Linked DNA regions of Homo sapiens: region 2 is linked to region 1. The links are chromatin contacts, found by Hi-C or POLR2A ChIA-PET in ENCODE. All regions are on one chromosome and are shown on one strand. The core of a region is the stretch at or near the end of the contact, and the rest is flanking DNA. Distances in the headings are between cores, read along the strand shown.

Region 1 (2,746 bases), core at 171-2,670:
GTGCTCCCCTACTCTCTAATTCCTGACATTTTTAAATGGTTAATACGGGTCTTTTATTTAAATGATGTTCTTTTTTATTGGCACATGTGGGTCAATTTTCTCCTTTTCTGTTTTACTCAAACCAAAAGCTGCACTCTCGGCAATTTGTCCCTTACAGAAGAGGCTGTTTCTTGTTACAACAGTACCGTGCTGTGCTTCAGCCATCCATAACACGCCCACTGTATGTAGTCTCATAGGAGGCATTGCAGGTCCAGTGTCTAGCCAGAAATGAGAAGCAGAGATTGTTATTTTTTTTTTGAGGTGTGACTCACCCACAACCTTCTCAATTCCAACTAGTTTTGTTTTGTTTTCCTGTAACCTAGTTTTAAATATATTTCCAAATCAGAGGCTGCCCTCAAAATGTAACCCTTCACCAACAGAAGCTTGTCTGGGAAGATTCTGCAGAAACTCCTCTCAGATTTGAAAAAATAATGGATTGGAAAATCATGTTTTGGCCAGGGTTCAGCAAAGAAAGTTAGGAACTGGCTACCAACATCACAAGAAACAATACTATATATAAAGGTATTGGTGTATTGAGATAGCTTATATTATTATTCTAGGTAAGGTCATCTAGGGGAATCATATGCCTGCATTTCGGTTCTCTTTTGAGGTACTTACCCTGGGCAATAGGAAGTATGAGAGGGGTTACAGAGATCCTCTTCCTTGGGCAGGAACACGTTTACAGCCATGATAGACACTCACTGTGAGGAACATCAGGTGGTGTGCGTGTGTGTGTGTAGGAGAGGTTGATACTTGAAATAAACCTCCTGAACCATGCTAAGAAGTCCAAAGTATGATAACAAGTGTGGATTTATCCAGATGACATTGGAGTAACACTACAGTGTTTTAAGCAGGGAAATTACATGATCACATTTATATTTTATAACTATAGTAAAGCTTCCATGTGTAGAATAAACTGGAGGAAAGCATACTGAAAGGATGAAGACCATCTAGAAACATATTCAAAAGTCTAGGCAAATGATGGTGATATGCCTAGCCTAGTAGGATTATGGATATTGAAATTGACTGTATTCTAGAGATATTGAGGATAGAGAAACAACAAGACTTGGAAATAGCTTGGGTATCTCCATGATGATAAACAATAATTTGGAAAATACGGTCTTGTTTTAAGTCTTACTGTGAACACATGCAGCTATTTGCCTGTGGATTTGTGTTTTTCTGACTGTAGGAGCATATTGGGTCTACACTCAAGGAAAACTAGAAGTGCAATAGTTATTGCCCCAGAAACAACCCTCAACAAATAACATAAAGGAAGATGACAGATCAATATTTCACTTTCCTCTCACTCGATAATATACCCATAAACTCTGTCCCACTAGAGTTCTAGGGTTCCCCAGAAAGATTTAGCTCCAGTTACCAATAGTGGTACATGACTTCATAATGCCCCCTGCGCTAGAATTCTTCCATTTCCTATTTTACTTCTCCACTTCCTCCCTACTCCCCTACCAGCATTTCTTGGGAAAACTTGAATATTTGTCTTACTGTCTGTTTTGGATAAAAACAAATGATGAAAACTTTCACTACAAAGGGATGATATTGGGGTGGAAATGAAGAATTCACATTTGAGAAAGATGAGATCAAGATACTCTATTCAGGTTGTTGTAGTTTAGCCCTTAGGGTCTTTCTGGTGTCATGTTAGAAGACTGCTTCCAGAAGCCTAGTTTCTGAAGCTTTGAGCTAAGGATTGGCCATCTTTTGCTAATAGTCTTCTTAGATGTCTGATTTGTTCTTCCATGAGTGGTGAATTTGTTTTTGATTATGTCCCCTCTGTTGAATGAAATTTAATTGTATTATACAAATTGCATTAAAGAGTATTTCTGGTATCACGTTTAGCTTCTTACTTCATTTAGCTAGGGTAAAATATGGTACTATAACCTGAACTGTGTTCCTCAAAATTCATAAATGAAAGCCTTGACTGCCAATGTGACTGTATTTGGAGACAGGTCCTTTACAGAGGTAATTAAGATTGAGTGAGGTCACAAGGGTGGGGCCCTAATCTGATAGAACTGGTGTCCTTAGAAAAAGAGGAAGAGACACCAGGGCTGTCTCTTTTTCTTAGTTCTGACAAAGGGAAAAGGCCTCGTGAGAACACAGCAAGAAGTCTGCTAGCCACAAGCTAGGAAGAGTTCCCTTACCAGGAACAGAATCAGCTGGAGTCTTGACTGGGATGTCCACCCTTCAGAACAGTGAGAAAATAAAGTTCATATTAAGCCACCCAGTCTGTGGTGTTTTGTTATGGTACCTTGAGCTAATACATATGGGCACATTAATGTTTAAATGAACGTCTTTACTTTATTTCCAAACTTCAGTATTTTCCTTCCTACATTTTAATTTTCTTTTTTCATAATGTTCTTTCATAAGAGAATGAATTTTGGACCCAGATCATCTGTTACGTTGGTCAAATTCCTTAACTTTATTTGAATCAATTTTCTCAAATGTCTGAAGATGATGATACTAATATTTGCTTCCCCGTCGGATGGCTGTCTTCAAAATAAGCACTTTAATTATAATAAAGGCTGGAAATAAAAATATTTCTTTTATTATTGCTGTATGTTTTCAATATTCTTCAATATCTTACATGAATTTTTTTAAAAAATTAAGTTGAAACTTTCTATTCCTGTCTTATTTTTCAGACATAGCTTTTTCCTGTCTTCCGTTCCACTCCTTCTCTAGAATTTCTTCTTGC
Region 2 (2,746 bases), core at 166-2,665, 210 kb before region 1:
ATATATTAATATGGTAGCTTATTTTTGATTATGTGCTGATGATAATATATGCTTATAGCTTTTGTAAACTCATGTCACATTGTCTGTGGTTATTTATAATACTGTATAAGACACTTATTGACATTTGCAAACTGATAAATTGAATCATGCAGGAAGCTGTTTTATAGCTAACATCCTTTTTAATTTATTTCTCACTCACTTGACTTGATTCATCTTTTCAAGATGAATTGACCAGATTTATGGCTTTTTGTAGGCACAGCTCATGGCAGATCCTTAGGCGCTGTTAGGAAAAAGCAAGATTAAGAAAACAAATCCTCTGTATTTATTAATCTCTCTGAAAATTCATTAAGGATTCTACTTTCACCAAGAGAAATCAGCAGAGACAAGCAATACACATAACTTTTGCTAAGAAAATAGTAAACCTTCTCTCCTTTGGGGAGAGCTGTAAAATTTTAGGAACTTGTCTTGAAATATAAATCTACTGAAGACCCAACTTTCATTTAGTTCCGTTAAACTACAGCCTTTAGCTTCAATCCTATACAGATCTTGTGGTTCTTTACTATGTAGCTATAAATCATCTCATTTGTTTTTACCCAGTAGCAAAAACATTGAATCAAATTATGCATAAAACAAAATCCTGTCTCGCCCGTCAGAGACTTCCCTCCAAGTTGAGATGGATAATATACAAGCTCCTAAGGGATAGACCTCTCCAGACAATTACTTCCTAAGGATCGTAACAGGACAATTTTACTCTCTATTGTATTGACATTTCCTACTCTTCTATTTTAATTCCAAGTGGATTCATAATATTCAAAACAGGGGGAGAAGGGACAGAATTTCAAACCAAAATTGAATACGCACTTTTCAGCGACTCAAGTTGCTACGTAATTCCTCCTTAAAGTTAGTTGCTATGCCTTTGTCAGTTTTCCTTTCTTGCTTCATTAAGTCAATTAGGAGGAGTCTGAGATCAATGATTATTAAAAATTATCTTCTCCAAAGTATAATATTCTCTAAGATGCTACTTTTTCCCCATGATTGAGATTCACCCTTTCTCTAATAAATAACTCCGTTGAAATGTATTACAAACTTAATTCAAATGATCCAATAGTCTAGGTTTAATCAGAAGATAGATAGGAAACACTTAGTTGGTTAAACAGAGGAAGCTGAATATAAAGAATTATTAATGATGACAAAAGAGTAACTATCAGATATAGGGAAAGTATGGTACTCTAGGGTGGAGGGAGTACCAAAGAAGGGATAAAATTGGAAGGCATTCAGACCTCTGTCATAGGTTAGCAAAGATGGCCAGAGCTGGTCTGCAGTTACAGGGCAAACAATAGGCAACTCTCTAGGGAGCAGGTAAGCTGTAGGTGATTGGCAACCTGCGTTGAAGCCGTGTATTCAGTGTCCTGGTACTGACAGAGGATGGGAACAAGCTTGCAGATAAAGCCACGCTGGGCACATGACTCTCCAGGCTACTGGCCACTTGGGCTTATCCAGACAGTCTGGACAGGTGGTTATTTTTAGATCTGTAGGTGGCTTTGGAGGTCACTGAATCACCTTCCTTGACAGTTGAGAAAAGTGAGTCTTGAGCAAAAGGGACTTTCCCACATTTGTACAAAGGTGTAGTGAGAGTGGCAGAAACAAAATTGAGGTTTGGATACAATGGCTGGCAGGTTAGGATTAAAAATCAAAACCAAAGCCACAGACTAACACACAAAGCCACTTTCTAGTTTTGTTTTAACTTTATTTCCACAACTGGTGAGTATAGCTATAAGAACAATGAATCAAGCTTAATCATTTGTGCGCAATTAGTCCATTTTGGTTTATGTTAAGAACCTTCTGTGCTATGACCCGAGTGCACTATCTAATTTGGGAAATGCAAAGGTTTTCTGTCCGAGGGGATCCTTTCATCATTAGCATGTTATGTTCTCACCCTTTCTGGAGCAACCATTTGGAGCTTTTTCTCAAAAACACTTTTATCCAATTTTTTAATATACTTACCCATTCCTAAATCCCTTCACTGTTTGAGTCCTAGCATTGCTCTGACTTTCCTAGCATTGCTCTGCCTTTCTCAGAGGAGAAAGCACAGTACAAAATGCTGGTTGCTAAGCAGTGCCTATTTTTACTCCAGTTGAGCAGAATAGAGACCCACTCAATGAGCTTCTATCATTGAGACTAGTGATGAAACAGCTACTACAGGTTAAAAATTTATCAGTGTTTCTCTGTGGAATCCATAGCAAGGCATCTGGGGCAAGAGTGTGAAATTTAGACCAAGGGCCTGCCCAAGGTAGGTATTGATATAATGATTGGAAAAACTCATAAATACAGACATCAAGTATTGGTTGAGCACCTACTATGTTTAAGGTACTGCATTAGGCAATTGGAGTAAATTATTGGACTAAACAAATTTGGTCCCTGATTTCATACTGCCTATAGAGTAGATGGAAAGACAGACAAAAAAAACAGAAGTGCCAAAATGACAAATAGTGATAAGAAATAAACATGTTGCTAAGAAAGAATAGCAAAGAGAAAGGGAGTTTATTTTAAGTAGGTTACAAAGAGGAAGGCTATCTGAGGCCTACATGCAAAGACCTGGAAGGAGTCAGGCAGAAGCATCAGTTCCTGAAAATGTTTGGGTGAGGCTGGGGTGAGTGTGGGGGGCTGTGAGAAGTAATAGGTGGGCAGTCCATTGCCTCTACAATTAAAATACATCCAGTGTCAAGAGTTCCTTGCAAACTTTACT

Evidence for each region. A loop is a pair of places that touch in the nucleus more often than their neighbours do. ChIA-PET counts read pairs that join two places held with the same protein, here RNA polymerase II (POLR2A). Pooled maps may share reads with other maps.
Region 2: a pooled map shows a loop between it and region 1 (4-fold over the local background). The contact joins the enhancer-like site here to the promoter of LINC02013 in region 1. A Hi-C loop is called at or near these places in 1 of 168 maps with a recorded cell type or tissue (HepG2) and 7 of 50 pooled maps. POLR2A ChIA-PET finds 5 or more read pairs at or near these places in 2 of 52 experiments (A673 and WTC11).

What each region holds. Positions count from the first base shown.
Region 1 is chr3:190,697,894-190,700,639 of GRCh38, forward strand. It overlaps LINC02013 (long intergenic non-protein coding RNA 2013), which reads right to left and starts at 1,421. Exons shown (of 2, transcript NR_183762.1): 1 at 658-1,421; 2 at 52-257.
Region 2 is chr3:190,490,223-190,492,968 of GRCh38, forward strand. No RefSeq gene overlaps it. Among named protein-coding and RNA genes, the nearest start is that of IL1RAP, 22 kb to the right of the region's middle. Within about 2 kb of position 1,416, at least 4 of the 41 ENCODE cell types and tissues checked have a DNase peak (open chromatin) inside an H3K27ac peak, as active enhancers do; they include A673, where a contact is called at or near this core.